Linked DNA regions of Mus musculus: region 1 is linked to region 2. Evidence: chromatin loops called from intact Hi-C (ENCODE). Cell type or tissue: gastrocnemius. All regions are shown on one strand. Links, peaks and the distances in the headings refer to the core of each region. The heading gives the core; the rest is flanking DNA.

The links. A loop is a pair of places that touch in the nucleus more often than their neighbours do. Peaks named below come from ENCODE experiments on the same cell type or tissue, not always from the same donor. Only the 100,000 strongest peaks of a DNase experiment are listed, where the experiment ranks them.
Region 1: it touches region 2 in a loop (3-fold over the local background); 8 of 42 quality-filtered maps call a loop at or near these places.

The regions. Positions count from the first base shown.
Region 1 is chr5:122,046,862-122,052,225 of GRCm38, forward strand. Cux2 (cut-like homeobox 2) reads right to left here and starts at 2,990. Exons shown (of 23, transcript NM_001312908.1): 1 at 2,915-2,990. In gastrocnemius, for the core only: no CTCF peak of the experiment used is centred there; DNase peaks (open chromatin) are centred at 1,004, 1,990, 2,307, 2,580 and 2 more places; H3K4me3 peaks cover 2,194 bases; H3K27ac peaks cover 824 bases.
Region 2 is chr5:121,996,531-122,001,894 of GRCm38, forward strand. All of the region lies in intron 2 of Cux2 (cut-like homeobox 2), which reads right to left. Among named protein-coding and RNA genes, the nearest start is that of Cux2, 51 kb to the right of the region's middle. In gastrocnemius, for the core only: CTCF peaks have their summits at 2,251 and 3,158 (motif pointing left); DNase peaks (open chromatin) are centred at 3,145, 4,054 and 5,001; H3K4me3 peaks cover 282 bases; H3K27ac peaks cover 4,111 bases.

The DNA of each region.
Region 1 (5,364 bases), core at 71-5,070, 50 kb after region 2:
GGGAAAGGAAAGATGGTGTGGGGGCCAGGACTCAGAACATCTCTTATAAAGGGTATGGAGTAGGGGGTAAACGAAAGTAGAAAAGAAAAACCATGAACCCATGAATCCAGTTACTACGATAACACAGAGAAAAGCCATAAACTACGCCCGCATTAGTGATGTTCACTGTAAAACCATCCTATAACCAAATGAAATATACCAGCATTAACTCAGGACGGGATTTTATTTCTTCTCGTTCCTGAGCTGCTACAGCAGGAAGGGGGGGGGGGGAAGTGGAGACGATTGAGGAATGCCATGGTGGGGGGAGGGGTACCCAGGTCCCTTAGAGTCATTCCTTGAGCCCCCAATCCCAGGGTTGTCGACTGATTTCCATCTAGTCAAAGAACCTACTTCCAGTACTCAAAGAATGTGCTGGGGGGAAAAAATACTAACTGGACAGCTTCCAAGTTTAAAATATATATACTTCCAGAGAACCAAGAGCCCAGCTGGCACAAGGTCACCTTCCTTGTCCCAAACGGGGAAGCGTCAGCAGTATGGTCCAGCCTGGGGCCACGGGGCCACTTTTCCTGGCTGGGTCATCTTAAGACTCAGAAATCAAGCTGCAAGAAACCATCCAACCTGAACAACCCAGGATACAAGTCACACGTTCCTCCCAGGCTCTGGTGAGGGAGCCCCCAGCTCTGGCCCTGCCCAGACCCACAGTTCCTACCTGTGTTTCACAATAGGTGGAAGTTTCCTCTATGGAGTAGGAGAAAGGAAGAGATACCAGTGAGTGTGAAGGAGGAGTCACTAAGAGGATGGACCAGAAAGGGTCCCTGGCAAAGGGCTAAGAGATGGATGTCCGGAAGACCCTGGACTTTGCACGCTGTGCCAGGGATCACAGGAGAGGCTGAGGCGGGGTTGGAGAGTGGGCAGCTGCACCAGCCTGGGCCTGGCAAGATGCATGCCGCAGCTTCCACAGTCAATCCTCTGAGCTCTGGAACTATGCAGCCTTTTCAAACTCCCTGGAGGAGCATCCCCTCCTCTTTATATCGATTCAGATGAGCCCCCCTCCCTGGGAGCCTGTTTGTGCCAGACACACAGCCATTGTCTTAATGAGTTCACACACACACACACACACCCTTGTATGTTCCCCGTTGGGGGAGCGGTCTTGGTGTTCCTGGTCCCTGTCACCTGGACAGGCCTGTGTCCACCACCCTCACTCACCACCCTTGCAGCTCAAATCTCCTTTTCCATCTCAGTGTGTCCTGAGACCCTAACAAAAGGCGTGCAGACCACCAGGAGTCAGCTGGAACCAAGACTGGGGTGACCTTCCACAGCTCCACAAAAGCCTCCCCACCAAGACTGGGGACAGGGAGCGTCCAGAACCACCCCAATCAGCTCTGAAACCAACGCGGGGAGCCGCACCCAGGCCTCAGCCCCAGGGCAGCCTCTCTCTCCCTTTCTCTCTCCCACCAAGCCTGCAGCCCAGGCGCTTGGATGGAAAGCGAGTTATCTAATGAGAATCGTGTTAACTGGCATTCCGGCGACTATGGGCAAATACGGGGCCGCTGTAAAGCTCACCGTAGCAATTCTCTCCAGGAGAATAACAATAGCACCCGGGTAAGAGCTTCCGTCAGCCCAGCCGCTTGCTCCCCTCTAGTCTGCCGCGTTCTTGTCATCCCTTATGTTACAGAACATCAATCATAAATAAAGACGCTGTCCCCCAGCCTGCCCGGGTCTCATTTACAAACATTAGCAGGGAATACGATTACCATTGGCCTTCGTGCCAGGCCCAATGTGGCTACCCAACTCTCTCTCTCTCTGCCCCCTCCCGGCCCCTGCTCCCCACCTCCAAAGCCACTTTAGCATCCTTTAAACCGTCTAGCATAGGACACAGCCTTGCCCATCTTAGCCGGCCACCAAACTGTAACCTCAACTCGGGCGCGGACTAGGAATTGCATAGCTCCTGCAGTTATTAACTGCATGCCTGAGTGCCCCGATTTTCTCTCCGGCTCGGTGGCTTTGAGGGAGGAGGGGAGCGAGGAGTGGGGACAGAGAAGAGGGGGGCTGGAGCGAGCCACTTATCAGAAGCAACTTAACGAGATCTGCGGACAGATTAAAAAGGGAAAGTGGGTCCCTTTATGTTTTATTTATTTATTTTTTTATCTCCAGACGTGTTGTCACGAATTCTGAGAATGTCACTGGCCAAGCAAAATGCTCTCAGAGCGTGGTTATCCACAAGGCTTCCCCGCCCAGGCCATCGCAGCACCTGCCGCGACTCTGCTCGACTGCAGGGTGCAGGGAGCCTCTGCGGGCGTAATGAGCACCCAAGTGTGTCGCCAAATGGGGTACTGTAACACCGCATCTCCCCCCCTACCCCCCGCCCATCCCAGGGCCTCAGAAAGACGGTCAGCAAACATCCCAACCTGGAGGCACCTGGAGCCCGCGCACCAGGAACATGGAAAAAGTGCTGGGGCTGCCAAGAGTGTCGCCCCTGAGAAGGAGAGGGGAGCGAGGGGGGCCAAGGCAGAGAGAGCAGGGTGCGAGAGCAAGCGAGGTAGAACCGGTAGCCCCAGGGGCGCGGGTGCAAAAGTTCCCAGGGGCTGCAGCCCGCGCACCTGCTCCGCCCCGCGGCAGGTGCGCAAAGTTGCGCGCGCTCGGGCCTGGGGCTCCGGGGCCGCGGGACTGGGATGGAGGGGAAGGGGCGGGGAGGGAGGAGCAGACAGAGAAGGGGAATATCAAGATGATGGAGAGAAAGCAGGAGGAGGGGAAGCGAGGGAAGAAAAGCAAGACCGGAGAGGGGAGGCGGGAGGGGGGGGTCAAGACAGAGGTGGGAAGGACGGAGGCAGAAAGCAGGCGGAGGAAGAGAAAGCAGGCGGAGGGGGTGATAAAAAACCGAGGAGAGAGGGAGAAACAAGACGCAGAGACTAACCCTCAGGGATCGGCCCGGGAGGAGCACCGAGCGTCCTGGCTGCAGCAGCCGGTGGAGGAGGCGGCGGCGGCGGCGGCGGCTGGATGGCTGCGCAGCCGCGTCCCGCTCCCCCGCGTTGCCCGCGCGCTCTCCGTGCTCCCCGCGCTCCTCCCGTTCCCCGCGCTCCTCCCGCCTCGGCGGCTCCCGCGTCCCGGCGGCCGCTCGTGGCGGCAGCGAACAAAGGCGGGCTGGTCTGCTCACCTGCAGCCGCCGCCAGTCCAGGCGCCGTCTTGCGCGCGGCCCCCTGGTCGCCCGTACAGCCCTGGCCGGCCTCGGCCCCCGGGCCCCCCGCGGTCCCCCCTCGGCCGCCATCTTGGGGGCGGGCGCGCGGCCGGGGATGCGGCTGCCGCCAACACCCGGGCTGGACCCCGGGAGCGCGGCCCGGCTCTGCGCGCACGCCGCTCGCACTTGACTTTGGCTCCTTGCAAACTTATCGACAGCGCCGCGCGCGCGGATCAATGCGCAGGGGGGGCGGCGGGAGCGCGGAGGGGCCGCGGGCGACGGGGACCGTAAAGAACAAAGTGAGCTCTCTGCAGTGCGTGCGGCCGCTCTCCTCGCGTGGCCTCGCGCGAGGGGAGCACGGAGCACACACGCGCGACCCTCCGGCCGAGGTCCACCCCCCCCCTCGCAACCCCGCGCGCCACGCGCTCGCTGCGCTGCGGGTGACCGCCGCGAGGGGGCGCCCCGGAGCCGTGGGAAAGTCTCCGGGCGCCCAGCATGGTGCTGTACAGCACCGAAGGAAGTCCTATTGGGGAACCTGTGTGTCTATGCTTTGCGTCTTTACAGTAGGGCTCTGATCGTTATTCTTTAGTGGGCGTAACGCACCCCACAACTTTCCAAAGCAAGTCCCTGGCGTGAAGTGAATGTTGCTGCAGGATGTCCTTAGAGAAACCTTTGCGGAAGCAGCCTTTCCCCAACAGCTGCTTGGATCAGTTGAGGTTCTCCAAGGCCCGCTGTAGCAGCTCCGGACCTCTAACATCACTATGGGGGCTAGGCAGGGTGTCATGTTATCATTACCATGGCCAACGCACATGGACGGACACACACACACACACACACACACGCCCTTTGAGTATAGCGTTTCTGCTTTCTCCTTGATCTTTAACCCAGGGCGGGGAGGTCCCGGCCTTTGCAGTTCCTCAGACCCTGGACCAAAAGGGGGCGTATTTCACATATCCCTCTTCTTTTCTATGAGCCCTCCCAACTTGTTATCCTAAAGAAGGGACTCAGAAACCCATCATGCCTCGGTACCCCCTAAAAAAAACCCTAAAAAAACCTCCAGACCCTGAAGTCACCCTCCTTGCCTGCCCACCTCCCCACACCACACCCTATTGCACATCACCCCCCCCACTTACTTCCCTTCCAAAAGAAGAGGCCTAGTCCCCCCCTCATCTCTGTCAAAAGACTAGCTTTTATGGACGGCCAACCGAAATTATATTCCCTTTTTATGGCTGAGCTTGGACTTCTGACATCACTCTCGGTCTGGGACAATAGATCAATACCGTGGGTTATAAAAAAGATGAAGTTTAGAAGAGTTGTAAAGGAGGGAGAATCATGATGGATATTTTTGATGATTTTCCAATATTTGCGTCTCCCAGCACGTGCTTCAAGGCAATTAAAGTTTTTAATGTAATGTAAATAACTGTTTCTTAAATGCTTCAGGGGAAGGTGTGAGCGCTCCGAGCCATCCGTCGAGCCATTTAAAACCCGCAGTGTGATTTAAAGTAGGATACAGTATTTCTCTTGCTGTCCTCATACATTTTTTTTTTCCGTGTGACGTCTGTGCAAATACATTAACGCAGGAGCTGAAAAGACTCCTCAGACCAAAAGTAGAGCTTTTTCCAGAGAGGAAACGAATCAGGCCGAGTTAGCAATTCCGAGTGGCCCATTTCCCTGCCAGATTAAATTGCACGTGACATGTGGTTTTATTTCCTCTCTCCATAACTCTGCCTTCAAATTACGGCTCTCATTCCGCAAAATGAATTTAGGCAAATTTCATAACTAATGCGTTGTGATTTTTTTTTAAATGACTACATTTTCTTCTTGAATCTCTGTACGGCTTGCAGCCCCCGTGTCTTTGAGTCTGCTCTTTTAAAAACCTGTAATAAAGAATTTGAGAGAGAGAGAGAGAGAGAGAGAGAGAGAGAGAAGAACCTAGCGATTGTGAGACCTTTTCCAAACCCGTTTAACAAACAGAGCTTCAATATATTTTAACATATGTCTGACTCTGCCTCTGTGGGACACACTGCTGGGGTGTGACTTTTGGGGATGCTGTATTGAGAAGGACTTTGTGCCTGTGTGGTATTCCTGCCCAAAGTGCAGAGTCTAAATTTAATTGTGAAGAAATATCATAGGGTCCCAAATGGAGAGGCAGTGGCGGGGGGGGGGGGGCGGCGAGGCGGGGGGGGGGG
Region 2 (5,364 bases), core at 82-5,081:
AAGGTAGGAGACAAAGAGAGTGGAGGGCAGAAAAGGGGGCGATGGCTTAGCCATACAAGCATGGGGACCCTGGTTCTAGTCTCCAGCATCCATGATCAAAAGCCACACTTGTAGCTCCAGTACTGGTGAAGCAGAGGTGGGCAGATCGCTGAGTCTTATGGGCCAGCCTTGGCTACCTGGCAAACTCCAAGCTGATAAGAGACCCTGTCTCTAAAAACCAAGGCGGACACCACTTGAGGAATGACATTCCTGGCCTTCCCAAGTATGTGGGACTTAAAGACACATACATACATGGTGGGGAGGGGACGGGGACAGAAAGGGGAAGTTTGGGGGCAGGGAGGAGGGGAAATAGAATGACATCAGAAGCCTCAAGTTTGTGAAACATGAATAAATAACTGTGAAGATAAACCACCAGAGGGGGAGAGAACGCACATTGACTCATCAATGTAAAAAGGATGTTGGAGTCAGAAAATGACCCGGGGTTGCACCCCACGGCAGTCAGCATTCAAGGGAAGGGGCATCCTGGATGCTAAAATTAGTGGGGCCAAAAGAACGAGCAGCAGGGCAACTGGCCAAACGTTTCCCCCACTGGAAACTTATTGATCCCTCACAGGGGAGGAGTAACCCTTTCGGGGAGAAGCCAGTTGACATCAGGTCAGTAGCAGCCACGGCAGGGACCACTGTGGCACCTCCTGACGGGGTGCCCTGAGGACGAGGACACGCTCTCCCTCTTCCGACACGGCTGCTCAAGCCACACAACCTGCAGGCAGGCGTTAAGAGGACAGGCGGCCTGCAGAGCAGAAAGGTCAGACCACATCCGAAGTGCCGGGTTTGGAAGGACCAAGACTGAAGAACTTGTGCTGCTTTAAAGGGGACTGAGGCTGGGAGGTGGCTCTGCTGGAGGTGGCCCTGTTGAGGAGGTACCCACCTAGCACCATGTAAGTCAGGTGCGATGGTGATGCACTGCGGGGAGTGGGGGAATGCAGGAAGAGCACAAGCCCAAGGCCATCCTAGCAAGCTCAGCACTAGCCTGGGCTACATCAGAACCTATCTTTAAAAAAAAAATCATGATGGTGACTAAATGGAGCAGAAACAGGCTCTGGACTAGGGACTTGTCAGCAATGCCCAGTTTTGGGGCCCCGACCTTCGCGTACATGGGCCCACACACAAATGGGTAGCTGTGGCGGCCCTGGAGACTTCTGGTTTTGCCCAGGTTGAGGCCCAGCTCAGGGGACAACAAAATGTAACTTCAGAATGACAACCGTGCCCTATGGATTAGCTGGGAACCCTGGTGAGCATCGGTGTGCCCCAGTGTCACAGAAGAGACTGGAAAGCTGTAGCCTGGGCCCGAGGAGGGGTCTGCAAGCCAGGATAGAGCAGTGGGATAGCTGGGGTCTGGGCAGATTCAGAGGGTTCGAGAAACAGGGACAGGGTTGTGGTTTCCACGGCATGGTAGGCTGTCACTCAGCACTGTGTGGAGCATGTGGCTACTGCCCGATGTCACCACAGCTTGTCCACTCACTGACCATCTCACATGGGTGGCTGACCCAACATAGCTGCATAATGTCCTTACCTCTCCCCATCCCTGTCCTCTCTCCTGTCCCCAGTGGACAGCCATTGTCCTCCTGTATCTCCTGAGACTTGTATACATTCCTATCTGTCCATAAAGTCCTAACACAATTCTGTGTCTTCCGTACCACCCCTTTCGGTCACGCGTTGTCAGAGGTGATGTCATTCAAAGATCTCCTCCAGGAAGCCCTCTAGGATTCCCCAGGGCTCACGGCCTCTCTTTTGGTGTCTCATAAACTGTATTGCCTATCTGCTAGCAACTAAACCTCCTCCCTGGGGTTGTGGGGTACAGCTTGGTGGCAGACCTTTTGCCCAACCTGCGAGAGGCCTCCACCCCATCCCAGCGCCACAGTCAAAGCTCTTGGGATGAGTCACAGCTTCAGTCAGAATGCCTGTCATCTACCAGGAGATGGGACTCTCTGTCCACAGCACAGTCCCCCGGCGAGGCGAGAGTACTCACTCTCCAGCCACATCTACTAGGAAACTGAGTCACAGGGAGAGAAAGCCATTGGCACACAGTCACATTGGGGGGGGGGGGGTGTTGGAACCGGGGGTGGGGGTGGGGAGGAGGAGACAAGGGCAGGCTTCTGTTGGTTCCAGAGCCCTCCCTCCCTGTGAGGGGAGGCATTGAGAAAGTCACTGCCCTCCCGCACAGCTCTGGCCAGCAGGGGCAGGGGGAGCTCCCTGGTCCTCCTCCCAGGCCAGTCCTGAATTTCAAACCATCTTCCTTTGCTGAGTCACTACCCCTCAGCCCTTGCAGGGGAGAGAGAAATCAATACCCGTCACCTATCAATTCAAATGATCTGGCGAGGGGCCCCCAAGGCCATGGCCTTCCTTCAGTGGCCCCAGACTCCCACCTTAGTGTAGTTAAGACAACATTCCCTCTAAATTGCCCCTAATATTCCAGACATGCTGCACAGAAAGAAGGGGGGAGCAGGGGGCAAAGTTGGGCCATGAATCTTGGCACCTGAACCCTCAGTGTGGCCCTGAGGCTATTTAGGGACAGCACAGAGCCACTGGGCAGATCAGCCAAGGACAGATGCTGGCTGGGGAGAAAGGTCACAAGATGCCAGGGTACCAACCAGGTCAGGTATGGAACAGGACCTCATGTGCCCCCAAAAGGCTAAAGATACAGCCACAAGCACGGCACCAGCAGCCACAGAGCCAGGGCGGGGCTTGACGGGGACAGGGTGGTGAGCAAAGGTGGTGAGAGCCACTTACCACCTGGGCAGAGGGACCCTCCAGTGTGACACCCACGTTGTTCATTTACTGCAGCTGCCAGTGAGGGGCTGCTGAAAGCGGGGGTGGGAGTTGCCTGCCGAGACAACCGCTTCCCAGAAGCTAAGTACAGTCAGCCATGTCTGAAGCCAAGCCTGGAACTTTCAGGCCACCTCAGCCAGTGACAACCTTTATCTGTGTCCGTGGGATCCCCCTGGAAGGGCCTGGAGTTTCATAATGTCCCTAGCATGGTAGGGCCAGCTACCTAACCTGGCCTTCTGTTAGGGAAATGCATGGGTCTGTTATAGGGTGAAGGGAAGAGGCTCTGCCCACAAACCTCTTAGATGAGAGAGCGCCCCCTGGAGGCAGGACTCTGCAGGACTCAGGTAGGTACCGGTAGCCACTGAGTAAAACTCTAACCCTCTGCCTCAGTCTTCATATTGTCTCAATATCTTCATTAAACCAGCAAGGACAACTTCCTCAAGAAAGAGGAAACGATACAGGAAGTGATTTTAGAATTCACTTCCTATGCCAGCCACCAGTTTAAATGGGTAAGGTGGAGCCAGTAAGACGGCTCAGCGGGCTAAGGTGCCTACCACTGAGGCTGGTAACCTGAGTTTGATCCCTGGGACCCACATGATAAAAGGGGAGAACCGACTCCCTCAAGCTGTCTTCTGACTTCCACACACATGCTGTGATGTGCACATGCCTGTACATACACACATTTATTATTATTATTATTATTATTATTATTATTATTATTATTATTTTGGTTTTTGTAGACCAGGCTGGCCTCGAACTCAGAGATCCGCTGGCCTCTGCCTCCCAAGTGCTGAGATTAAATGTGTAGGCAACCCCACACAGATTATACACCCAATTTTTAAACAGGAAAAAAATATAAGTAGCTAGAGGGGGCCAGAGAGATTAGGCAGCTGGCTACTAGAGAAACCAGACTTCTACAGGAACCTGGAAAACGGGGTTTGGTTAAGTGCTTTGGGGAGTATCCCTGAATACCTTCTACCCACCCAGGCCATGCACGGTGCTGCAGCCCTGAGCTCTTCACAGCGGCTGAAGGGCATGTTGACTCTGGGCACAGTACGGTGCCAGGCTCTGGGGCACCACCACACACCCTTGCTTCCGAGGCCTGCCACCAACATTCACATGTCAGTCGGCTCTAGCGAGAGCATGTGCCAGTTTGAGCTGCCACAGCCGCCACAAGCCCGATGCTGGCCGGGCGGACCAGCGCTGAGTGAGTGCTGCCAGCACCCTGCCAGATGCTTCTGCCCAGGGTGGCTTCAGCCAAGTTGGGACCTACTGTGCCAATTTACTGAAGAGACGAGGGCAGAGCGGCCCACCCACGGGGCACCACCCTGCAACCCCAAGCCATGTTACCCAACACGGGCAGAGCTTCAGAGAAGCAGCCCCCACACGGGCTTTAACAATGGAAGCGTGCAAGCTTGCAGGCTGGGGGCTGTTTTAATCTGCGTTCCGCTGTTCCAGAAATAACAACAATAGTGCATGCTCTGTAACCTTTTATGTAAAAACGAGAAGACACCCTCACAGCATCAGCGAGAGGCAGGCACGGTTAATCACGTCACCCGACGGGTAGGGAGACTGAGGCACGGATAGGATGACCTGGCTAGGGTCACACATGGCTAGGATTACACAACCCATGCCACCTGGCATGCAGACCTGTACTGATCAAGAAAGACTTTTCTCAGTAACAAACAAGGAACAGCCACCACCCCTGAAGCTCTCCCAAATCCATTTTCAGCTGCTGCTAGGAGATTCAGAGAAGCCAAGCAACGTGCTCAAGGATGAACAGCATCTGACACACTACTCTGGACATAAGCTAGGTCCACTGTGTATCATGAGGTGCCTGACTTCCGGTTTGTGACACGTCCTACGGTAGGTGGACCCAGGCAGGGGACAGGTTTCCCTGGCTAGGAGCAACTGGCTAGCCACTAGGCTCCCTGAAGAGTAAAGGGGGCAGGCTGTATCCCAAAGAACACAGAGCCATCCTGATGGTGGAGACACCTTCCTTGAAGGAGCTAGGGGAGCCAGGGGGGAAAGGGCAGTATTTGTCATCCATGGGGCCACAAAGCCTACAGTACTACAGACAGCAAGCATATCTAACCCCTGGCAGCAGGGCCGGGTAGAGTAGACCCAGCCACAGCCTTGGAACGGGATCTGGGGCCAGCTGGGGTGCAGCCTGCCTGTTCCCTCAGCCTGCCCCAGCCTTCCAGGGCCAGGCAGGTCTGTGGCAGCCCCGCTCTGGCAGGAGCCAAAGGAGTGCCCTATGTACACACACATGCAGCTTGCATGTGTCACATACGCTCACGTGTGCCCGTACCATCACTCATGCAGAACGCTCACACACCGCGCACCCACACGGCACACTGTCCACATACCCTGTGCGTGCACCCATGTTCAAATGCACTTATACGCACCCCTGTACATGTAGAGCGGTGTAGGCTCACACATGTCCACTGTCTGCCACACATACCCGCAACCACAGGGATCCACAACCATGGACTCCTGTCTCCCCAAGATCATACGGGGTGCAGAGCGCAGACC